3 separate regions of the Homo sapiens genome follow, and regions 1 and 2 are each linked to region 3. A link is a contact called in ENCODE Hi-C or POLR2A ChIA-PET data. All regions are on one chromosome and are shown on one strand. The core of a region is the stretch at or near the end of the contact, and the rest is flanking DNA. Distances in the headings are between cores, read along the strand shown. Region 1 holds the start of MRPS21 (mitochondrial ribosomal protein S21). Region 2 holds the start of TDRKH (tudor and KH domain containing). Region 3 holds the start of SEMA6C (semaphorin 6C).

Region 1 (3,608 bases), core at 1,067-3,566, 850 kb after region 3:
AGAGATTGAGACCATCTTGGCTAACGTGGTGAAACCCTCTCTACTAAAAATACAAAAATCAGCCAGGCGTGGTGGTGGGCACCTGTAGTCCCAGCTACTCAGGAGACTGAGGCAGAAGAGTCAATTGAACCCAGGAGGCGGAGGCTGCAGTGAGCCGAGACTGCACCACTGCGCTCCAGCCTGGCAACAGAGCAAGACTCCGTTTTAAAAAAAAAAAAAAAAAAGTATTACTAGGGCTCTTCTACATCTCTTAGCCTGGCATTCAAAAATTTTCAATGAAGCTATAAAGCTCCTCCACCCCAGCTAGTTTGTTTCCATTTATGTATTTTTCCTTATGCTGTATCTTTCCTGAAAACTTGTAAGCTTTCCCATCTTTCTTTTTTTCCCTTTCTTCTTAATATTTTTAGAAATGGGGTCTTGCTATGTTTACCAGATTGGTCTTGAACTCTTGGCAACAAGCAATCCTCCCCACTAGGCTTCCCAAAGTGCTAGGATTACAGGTGTGAGTCATCCCACCCAGTGAGCTTTCCCATCTTTTGCCTGCTTCTCTAGGATGCCAATCTGAATTCACCTTTTCCTTTAGCTTTGTCCCACACCAATCACTCCCTCAGCTTTCTATTTATCATACTACGTTCCCGCTTCCTAGCAACTTCACATCTTGATTTTCCATTTGGGCTCTTTTTTAAGTCTTCTAAAGAATTCAGGTTCCTCATAAAAGGAGTCATTACGCTTGGGCAACATGGCGAGACTCCCTCTGTACAGAAAATACAAAAATTAACTGCGGTGGTGGCGTGCGTCACTAGACCCAGCTAGTCAGGAGACTGAGGCAGGAGGATTGTTGAGTGACACAGCAAGACCCTGTCTCAATTTTTAAAAAGCGGGGCCGGGCGCTGTGGCTTACGCCTGTAATCCTAGCACTTTGGGAGGCAGAGGCAGGCAGATCACTTGAGGTCAGGAGATCAAGACCATCCTGGCCAACACGGTGAAACCCCATCTCTACTATAAATACAAAAATTAACCGGGCGTGGTGGCGGGAGCCTGTAGTACTGGCTGCTCAGGAGGCTGAGGCAGGAGAATGGCGTGAACCCAGGAAGCGGAGCTTGCAGTGAGCCGAGATCGTGCCGCTGCACTCCAGCCTGGGTGACAGAGCGAGACTCTGCCTCAAAAAAAAAAAAAAAAATTAAAATTAAAATTAAAAGCGGGGAGGTGCGGGGGGTGATTACTTGTTGAATACAATTCATACAGTTAGGTTTGAGGAAGAACTTTTTTTCTTTTTTTTTGAGATAGAGTCTCACTCTTGCCCAGGCTGGAGTGCAAGTGGCTCGATCTTGGCTCACTACAACCTCTGCCTCCCGGGTTCAAGCGATTCTCCTGCCTCAGCTCTCGAGTAGCTGAGATTACAGGCGTTTGCCACCACGCCCGGCTAATTTTTGTATTTTTAGTAGAGACACGGTTTCACCATGTTGGCCAGGCTGGTCTGAAACTCCTGACCGCATGTGATCCACCCGCCTCGGCCTCCCAAAGTGCTGGGATTACAGGCGTGAGCCACCGCGCCCGGCCCAGAACTTCATTTTTAAGATAATAAACTGAGGGGCTGAGACGTTTTAAGAGACTGTGAACACCTGGGCTGGCACTGTTTTGAGAACAATCAACGAAAGGGGAAGGGAGAGAATAACCACCGCACTTCCCAGAGAGTCTAGGCATGATTCTGGTCCCTTAACAGTTACCTGTTTAGGGTCCTGTATGCGCTTTCCACGTTCCCTTCCTGTACCATCACAGTCCTGGCGATGAACTTCAGATGTTTTGCCATGACCTTGGATTTAAACCTTCACTCTGTAGAGCCTAAAGGATGATGGAGAAAGGGCGAGGAAAGCAGAAAGAGAAACGCAACATAATACAAACTACACCGCGCGGCTTATTTAGGATTTGGAAATTCAACATGCTCAGGGACGCGCGAGATGGAGCACATGGAAGTCATCCTAGAAAGTAGACGTGAATCGTTGTCTCTTATTCTCACTGCCAGTCCAAATCCTCGCATAGAGAAGAAAAGAGATGGCAGCAGGGCGTTACCACAAAGACGCGTCGCCGGGCATGAGAAGGACACGAGCGACAAGGATGCGCCACAGGGTCCCAACCACCACACATAGTTCCAAAAGGGGTTGAGTTGGGAGTTGGGGAAGGACTCTTTGTTGGTCTTTGGAAAAGGGGGCGAAAGCCCGCAAACCTGCCCTCTCGCCAAGCCAGCCTTCCTTTCCCCAAACCCTGCACAACTCCTCACCTCGCGCGCTCAGTACCTAGCCCACCGGAAGGGTTCTCACTACCGGAAGCGGAAATTACGGAATCGCCAGCGCCGCGCAAAGAAACAGGCCGAGGGAGACAACGTGCGTGGAAACCATAGCAACGTCCTTTCTGGCCTCTGTTGACTGCCTCTCTTCCCCGGGCCTGGACTCTACACCTGACAAAGCAAAATACTCATTGACTTAAATTCCCCCGAAACACGTTTCTCGCCCTCTCATGGAGTCGAAGTCCTTCGGCCTCTGAGAAGGTCAGCCCAATTTCATACCCCTTAATCCTGTGAAATCCTTGATAAATATTTGAGCCATTTCTCTTTCTCGATGGAAAACAAGAGAAGTAGGCGCTTCCTGAGGATGCTTCCTGTTTTCTCTTTGGAAAGGACAGACTCTTTGAGATCTGCTCTCCGGACGAAAAATAGATTGATTCATACACGTCATCTGCCTAAGTGCTAAGGAAAAGAAATAAACATACTGTGAGTTTCCTATATCATCTTCCCACTAATTTAACTACATAAAGTGAAATCAATAAAGATATATGGGAAACACCTGCAGGGTTTAGAATAAAAAATTATGTCAGCTTCTATGCCTTTTCGTGCTAATGAGACCTACTGAAAAACCTCCTTTTAAATTTCTTCTTCGCTGTGGAGACACCCGTCCTCCTATTTGTATGCTACCTGTACATATCCATTTATGGTTATTCACGTAAGTTAACATCTAATGGCTGTAGGAAAACGTACCTCCCTTAGAGAGAGAGTGCGCGCGCACGCTCACGCACACACACACACACACAGACACAGACACAGACGTGTGCATCATCAGTTGATGCTAATAACTTACACTAACACTTAAGCCCACCTCAGAGTAAGCCAGGTCCAAAGTAACGAAATAGAACTAGATTGGGACATTATTATGCTTGTCAACAAACTTTCACTGAATGACTACTCTGTGTCAGATACTGTTGATACCACTCTAGTGCCTCCTGGACCACTAGGACCACATAAAAGATACTAAAACAAAGTAGTATATAATAAATGCAAAATAAATTATATGGGCTGGACGCGGTGGCTCACACCTGTAATCCCAGCACTTTGGGAGGCCAAGGCAGGCGGATCACTTGAGCCCAGAAGTTCGAGACCAGCCTGGGCAACAAAGCAAAACTCCGTCTTTACAAAAAATATAGAAATTAGCCGGGTGTAGTGGCATGGCCTGTTGTCCTAGCTACTTGGGAGGCTGAGGGGGAGGATCACCTGAGCCTGGAAGGTCAAGGCTGCAGCGAGCTTTGATCACACCACTGCACCCTGGCCTGGGCAATAG
Region 2 (3,659 bases), core at 763-3,262, 640 kb before region 3:
AAAATTGCCATTTAAATATATTAAAAGATGCTCAACTTTACTTATAAGAGCAATGAAATTTTATCTTGCAATGAGATAGCATTTACACTATCAGATTGTCAAAAATCAGGAAGTTTAACAGCACCAGTGTGCTATCAAACAGGTTCTTTTCATACATTGCTGACAGGAGACAAAATTGGTAAAATTTCCAGGGAAGGCAATTTGGTAATACTAACTAAAATCATTTTCAAAAATTGCTGGTGGGATTAAAATTATAAAAATCTTTGTGGGAGGAAGGGAATTTACAAAATTTTATCTATCCAAATGAAAAAACAATGCACACATTTCTTTAACTTGGCACTTGCATTTCTAAGTATTTATCATACACATATGCAAGAGGGAAATGAAGTATCCTTGCATATCAATCAAATGTTAAAGGACTGGTTAAATATATCTTCATATATCCCTCAGGCATACTATGAAACTATCACTATGAGGCAGATACGTATATGCTGCTACGGAAACATTTCCAGACTGTATCAAAGAAAGTTGCAAAATAGTATGTATGTTATCAACTGGGTTAAAAAAATATATGTGTGTGTATATATATATACACTTTATATATTACACATATACACACGTTAACTATAGAATATCTTGTGAAATTTTTCACAAGAAACTGGTAACCCTAGTTGCCTTGAAGGAAGGAAAATTTATTCACTATAATAACCTTGTTTCTTCTGAATTTTGTAGAATGTAAATGTATTACTTATTCAAAACGCATACACATTTTTATATTAATAGAAAGCAAAACCTGAGGCCCAAAGGCATCTGCCTAATTGACAAAAGATACAACCTTGCGTTCTTTCAGCAAATATTTATTGCTCATCACCTGCCAGGTATTGTGATGGAAGCTAGTGCGGAAGATCCCCCAATGACCAGGATCGCCCGACCCCTGTTCCCAGGGTGAGCCCCTAGCGCGGAGCGGGGACAGGGTGGACCGAGTAGGGCGCAGTGCTGGTCTCGCGAGGCTCCCTGCCCCACGGAGGCAGTAGCAGGACCCAACCGTTCCTAACCGTCCAGGGACCAGGACAGCGTCTGGAATAAAATCTTCCAAAGCAAACTTCCGCCTGCGGAGACCCGCTCCCTTCCTCGCCCCCACAGAAACGCCCCCCGCCACCACCCCCTCCCCCGGCGTAGGCCTTCACGCTGTCGCCTCGACCCGTTTCCTCGAATCCCCAGGGAAGGGTGGGCCCCTGGCGCCCCTATGGCCCGCCGCCCCCTTACCACCGCGGTCGGAGCCCGGGTCTCACTCTCCTGCCGCTGTTTCGGGCCACACCGTGTGTCCGTGCCTCCGCAAAGGAATAGAAGAGTGGGTCCTCGCTCTCTGCGGCGCACCGCTTGTCCCTTGACTTCCTGTCCATCTACAAAGCCTATTTCATGTTTTCCAGAAAGAAAACGTTTTCCGTGTCTCTTGAGTCCTCATCGCCATATGCGGGGCGGGACCGATCTATGCAAAAGATCGCAAGAGAAAACTGATGGAGCATCGCCCATCATGAGGCTGCTCTCCCGATGGTCACTGAGTTGTGTTGTGGCACTGTCTTTGTACAAAGACACCAATTTTTGCGAACGGTGCCACTCATGATTCAACGCTCTCATGCCTCGGTCCCAGCTGCTGGAGCGCAGATTTTCCTCCAAGGGTTAGAAGATAGAAAACTCCTCGGTAATTGGCCTAGAGGTGGTCTGCGAGGACGCCGGGAAGCTTGTAATTGGCTGTTTAATTCTCAGCAGGTGCGGTCTCAGTTAACAACATCTGCTTTTCCTGGATCTTATTGGCTGACAGGGTGGGCCTGCTTTGGATTCCATCCGGGTAATTGGGCAGCGGCTAGCAGCAGCCACGTCGCTCAGGGGCAGCCCGCGGAAGGATTGGTTGTGACGGGAGAAGGCGATTGGTCGGACTGCGAGCAGGGTGTTGATTGGTGCTGTCGGGCTGCGGGGGCGGGGAAGTGGCGGCTGAAGCGCCGCCGGCGGGGCTCACTGTGGTGGTGTGAGTGGGAGGCGGCGGCGCTGGTGGCTGCAGCTGGGGTGAGGCGCGAGGCGGCGCACTCGACGGCTGACTGGAGCAGCGGTAAAGGCGAGGATGGAGACCGAAGGTTTGGGGAGTGGGAAAGACAGGGTCATGGGCAGCCCTGGCCACTAGGAGACGGAAATGCGGGAGCGAGGGAAGGGAGGGGTCTGGCGTGCCCCGGGGCGAGGGAAGGATGTGGGGCGCAGCGGGGGAGTCAGAGCCCTGGGCTGTGAGACGCCGCTCGGGGGCAACTTGACCCACTGGGAACTCGTAACTGTATCTGAGGAAGATGCTCCAGTCACCCGCTTACGCCACAACGGACCCGGTGCGGGAGCGTTTGTGTTTGCCCTGAGTCAGTTCAGACTCTTCCACTGGGCCTTTTTGAGACTGAGAGCTGCCATCCGTATATCACTTTGCCTTTAACTTTCCCCAGCTTTTTCTTTAGTTATCGCTAATAGGATGGCTGTTTACAGTCGTCAGAATAATACATTGGGGTTTTTGTTTTTCCAGTATCCCTCATTCCTTAATCCAGGTATCATCGTGGGGGTTGGCTGGAGACCCCTATTTCAAAGACTGACTTTTAGACCCTTTCCTTGTTTTGAGAGAAAGGGGTTGACACTTTTTTTTTTCTCGTGAATTTAAAATAAACGTACCAAGGATGAGAACATTGAGCTGCTTCGATTCAAGCATGTCACCATGTTGTAGGTTCTTTGTAGGTTCTGGTTATTAGGAGATACTGGAATGAGTTATCTATGCTTTCATGGAGCTAACAATGTGATTTGACTTCTCATCACATCCTATTTGACTCCTGTCATTTTAAATGATAAAGTAAGCCTTAGCGATGCATATCAGATAGTTTTTGGCAATTGTTCAATACAAATGTCAGGAAATTTCAAAGTTAGCTTTCACTGAAAACCATTATCTAACCACATTCCTCACTGAACAATGATCCTCATCTTCTCTTCTTAGCTTCCCCTAGAAACTGTGGTCTTAAGTTCTAGTATTTTCCTCCTTCCCATTCAATTTTTAAGTAATAAAATCAAACACAAGCTAGCAGTCAGTACTATGCAGTTATCCCCGTTTACATTATATTATTTTCCATTTCTCTTTAAGAGAAACTTATAGCTGAAAGGATATGAAAATTGTGAACAAAACCATAGTGACAGATCAAGTAGAGTCTCATTTTTTGAGACATCAGCTGATAACTCAATTAGCACAAATTCATTTGTAATGTTTGAAGAGGAGTTAGTGAAATTTACCTTTTGCTTCAAATAGAAGTCGGCCAAAACCGCACCTATAATCTCAGCTACGCCGGACGACTGCGGGAGTTCAAGGCTGCAGTGAGCTATTATCATTCACTGCATTCCATCCTGGGTGACAGACCAAGGCTCTGTCTCTAAATAAACAACAACAAACTCTCCAATTCATCTGTTCTCCATCTCCATCATTGACACCTGGACTAGGCCCTGATTGGTCTCCTGCAGCCACGGTTGCTGCCTTCAATTCATTCTCCTCACCACGGACACAGATGTTAATCAAGAATGACAAGCATGGCATGTGTTATCAAGGGATATTGGGGATTCTGTGGAAACCCATAGCAATGTAATTCAAC
Region 3 (3,703 bases), core at 497-2,996:
TGTCTCAAGTAAGTGTTTAATACTTACTGGATTGAACTGAGATTTGAGCTGGGTCCTAAAACTTTAAATGAATTACACCTTAATCCCCACTCACTAATCTATTCCATAAGCATGTATCTGAGTACCTAAACCCTGTGCTAGGAGCTGAGGAGATTTCTTTTAACCTCTCAGTGCCTCTGTATTTTGAGGTGTCTTTCTCTGAAAATTTCTTTCCAGCCTTTAAAACAACCCCAACTGTCTGACAGTTTGTTGAATTGCCTTGGACCCAAGATCCCTCGGCCGTTAATTCTGTGTAGATATTGTCCCTGTTTATCTTCTTCTATTTTTTTTAGATCTGACTTTACTGAGTTACTGTTCATCTTACTGGTTCACCTGGCCTTAAATCTGTCTCTCTGTCTCTCTCTTTCTCTGTATGTGCGTGTGCACATGTGTGTGTATGTTTAGGTCTCTTGTGTACTCGCTGTGGGGCTTAGCCTAGTTGTTGATACTCCCCTCCCTGATCACAGTCCAGTTAAGGCTGGCCTAAAGTGGCAAACCCCTTCCCCCTCCTTTCCTCTAGTCCAGAGTCCAAGATGTGGGTAGAAGTGTTCAGTCAGATAAAACTATCTGAGAATGCCAGTGTCTCCCAGGCCACCCACTTTCCTGGAGAATTTTGAGAATGTCTTTTGTCCCAGCCCCACATAGAGAAGAATCCTACCAGGCAATACCAAGGTACCAAGCAATCCTGTCTGTAGTAGTTTATTCTTCCTCCTCACTGACATTCCCAGGGGCTTTATGAAGGGTGGGGAGGGAGAAGGGGCAGTTTTGCTGTTTGGAGGGATGTCACGGTCCTCTGAGGAAAGGTGGGACGTATGTCTGTGGGGCAGGAAGGCTGTGTGGGTTACTTTATCAAGTCTTAGCGTTGCTACTCTTTGTGCCTTTCTCTGAGTCAGTTAGTCTTGATTTCCACATCTGTTTTGGCTTCAGCCTCTCTCACCTGCCCTCTTCCATTACCCAACAGCCTGACTGCTAGCTAGTTCTTGCCATAGTGGCCCAAACTCATGCTGCTTTGTAGAGGTGGGAGGGGAGGAGATCATGGAAACAAGGGAAACCTCCTGCTGACACCTTCCTTTCCTTTCCCAGGCCTCCAGCCCCCACGCGCATGCTAGGCCTCCTTATCCGGGTCAGGACGAACCAGAGGAGGCCTACGGGGAGAAATAAGGAGACAGAGGGACAACGCATAGAGAGGAGCAACAGAGAGTTGGGGGCAGAGTCAGGGAGATGCGGGATGCGCCCTCGGGAGCAAGGTCGCCCAAGCCGTATAGGAGGGGAAGGGAGGACGGATCGCGCAGGCTCTGACAGCCCAGCCCAGCCCCGCGAGGCTCCCAGGTTTCCTGTCTGTTTCTCCTCCCAGCTCCTCTTCCTCTCTTGGGAAATTTCTCCCCAGAGCCTCTCCTGTGCCAGCCTGTCTCTGCTTCTGTATGTATTTCTTCCTCTGCCCGGTGTCGGCGACTGTCCGTGGGTCTCTCCATCTCGCGTCTGTCTCTGGTCTCCAGTTCAGCCTCCCGGCCTGGCCCTCTGGGTGGACGGTGCTCCTGGCGCCCCTCCCCGGGCAGCACTATTGGCGGAGAGGTGACGAGAAGGCGGTGTCTAGCCGCCCTCCGAGGGCGGGATTAGTCGCGGCGACCCAAAGGCGGGCAGGAGGTGGGCCCGGCTGGGAGGCGGGCGGGGCCACTGGGGCCGAGCCCAGAGCCCCGGGCGGTCGCATTGTTTTCCTCCGCGGATCCGCGGCTGGACTTGGACCCAGGGCTCTCCCGACAGCGCCCTGGAACCCAAATTCAAGCACCATCCAATTCGGACGCTCATCGCATCTCGCCTGAGCACAACCACGGATTGCGAACTCAGCGCAGCGCGTGGCCGCTGGCCGCCCGCGGCGATCTCGATCCCGCTGACCCGAATCCTGGAGCAAGTACCCCGGGCAGGGAAGGGGCTGCGGGGAGGCGGGGAGGGAGCAGGAGGGCGCGGCCGGCGGGGGGCAAGCTTCTGAAGCGCTAGGGGACCAGGGAGGTGTCGGCGCCCGGTGTGCCTGGCTGACGGAGAGGGTCAACGAAATTGGGGTGCAGGGAGGAAGGAGGGACAGTGGCCGAGCCCCGTAACTGTACTGGTGAGAGCAGAGTCTGGGCACCTCGTTCAATTGGGCTTTCGTCGAGTCGCATCCCGCTGGACTGGGAAGCGCGAAAAGGGATTATTTGAGGCGCGCTCCGTAGAGAGCGTGGAAAACCTGGCCCCTTGCTTTCCCAGCAAGGAAACTAGGGCTCCGAGACCCACGGAGAACTAGACCCTCCTGACGCCCCTGAAGGGATGGGAAGAGGGACGCATCGTTCCGGACTTTGTGTCACGGGTGCTCCTCTGTCCTTGTGCAAGCCGGAATCTGAGCACCCTCTGAAGGGTTGGCTCGTGCAAAGAGGCGGCGAATGGGGCCCTCGAGCAACATCGGTCCCAGCGCCTATCTCCTTCCTTCAGCCCGCTCGGCCCGGGGCTTTGTTAGACTGAGGTCTCCCAAGGAGGACATCCGAGCTGGCAACTGCCTCCTGAGCCCACGGTCCCCACTGAGCGCCGGCCTCAGGCCCGCCCTCGTCGGTTCTCAGCCTCTGGCCCTGTTTCCCTGGCCTGGGAGACCCGCCTCCGCTCCCCAACCCCCGCTCCTATCCCCTCTTCGTCTGCGCCTGCAGGCCCCTCCAGCCCCTCCTCTCGCTAACGTGGCTCTGGGACCCGGTCCCGGCCCAGACTCTGCTACCGGCCCCTCCTCGGAGCCCCGGATCCGGTGAGGGGGAGACAGGTCGAGCCCCTGGCCCTAGGCCCACCTCTTTTCGAGGCTTTAGACACCTGGATTGTCCTGGTTGGGGGTTGGGTGGGAAGGAGGGTAGGTGCTGAGTGTGGGGCTAAGAGCTAAGAGTGGGGGAAATGGCTTGGAGAAAGGAAAGCTCCGGTTCCACAGGCTCCTTGGCGCGACCCTGCTCCCTCTGAGGAAGGTGGACTGGGGCGGGCGACCAGCCCAAAGGCTTCCTGCTATTGTCCCCAGCCCAGTCTCCCCTTCTCCATCCCTTCCACAGCTCTCCTAGACTCTGGCTGTGACCCCAGCCATTCCCCAGAGGTGGCTTCGGGGCCAGGAGAGAGAAGGGCTGTTTCCTCTTCCCAGCAACGGGAGGATCTGGAAAGGGGAGAGTCGGCCAGGTCTCTCCCATGTGCTTCAGATGGGGTGTGTGAAGCAGCTCGGATTCTTCCAGGGCAGAGTGATCTTTTCTCCAGGCCAGGAGTTGAGGAGCTGACCAGATGCTGCTTCCCAGAAACAGCTACAAGAAGCCCTCTTAAAGGTGTATCATAGTTGAGTCTAGAAGGCCAATGCAAAGGCCAGCCAAGTGTTTGTAGAGGCTGGACTAATCCAGCCTAAAGTGGGGTGTGAGTGTGTGTGTGTGTAGACTGAGTGGAAGGGAGGCACAGCCTGCTCTCTCAGGGAGGAAGGAAAGGGTTGAGGGTGCTTGCTATCAGATCATTTTGCCTGGAAATGAAGAGCATGTAAATGAGATGCAAATTAGCCTCTATTGTCCCTAGCTAAGGCGCTTTTGCTAAGAAGGCTGTTGGATTCTGAGGGCCTTAACATGGGAGTGGTCGCCATGCCCCACAAACTCTCCCAGTGACCCCCTTTGCCAAGGCTAGCCCTGTA

What was found. Hi-C counts contacts between places; a loop is a spot of excess contacts on that map. ChIA-PET counts read pairs that join two places held with the same protein, here RNA polymerase II (POLR2A). Pooled maps may share reads with other maps.
Region 1: a pooled map shows a loop between it and region 3 (3-fold over the local background). The contact joins the promoter of MRPS21 here to the promoter of SEMA6C in region 3. A Hi-C loop is called at or near these places in 4 of 50 pooled maps.
Region 2: a loop to region 3 is called in a pooled map, with 5 times the contacts of the local background. The contact joins the promoter of TDRKH here to the promoter of SEMA6C in region 3. A Hi-C loop is called at or near these places in 4 of 50 pooled maps. POLR2A ChIA-PET finds 5 or more read pairs at or near these places in 2 of 52 experiments (OCI-LY7 and activated CD4-positive, alpha-beta T cell).

What each region holds. Positions count from the first base shown.
Region 1 is chr1:150,292,569-150,296,176 of GRCh38, reverse strand. It overlaps MRPS21 (mitochondrial ribosomal protein S21), which reads right to left and starts at 2,316. Exons shown (of 3, transcript NM_031901.6): 1 at 2,279-2,316; 2 at 1,728-1,842. The coding sequence starts at 1,810. It overlaps LOC105371434 (a long non-coding RNA gene), which reads left to right and starts at 2,357. Exons shown (of 2, transcript XR_922129.4): 1 at 2,357-2,545; 2 at 2,680-2,877. RefSeq lists an enhancer at 1,969-2,028.
Region 2 is chr1:151,788,853-151,792,511 of GRCh38, reverse strand. It overlaps TDRKH (tudor and KH domain containing), which reads left to right and starts at 2,012. Exons shown (of 13, transcript NM_001083965.2): 1 at 2,012-2,132. TDRKH-AS1 (TDRKH antisense RNA 1) reads right to left here and starts at 1,763. Exons shown (of 2, transcript NR_146292.1): 1 at 1,267-1,763. RefSeq lists a silencer at 2,068-2,327.
Region 3 is chr1:151,144,674-151,148,376 of GRCh38, reverse strand. SEMA6C (semaphorin 6C) reads left to right here and starts at 1,746. Exons shown (of 19, transcript NM_030913.6): 1 at 1,746-1,944. RefSeq lists silencers at 1,269-1,328, 1,539-1,998.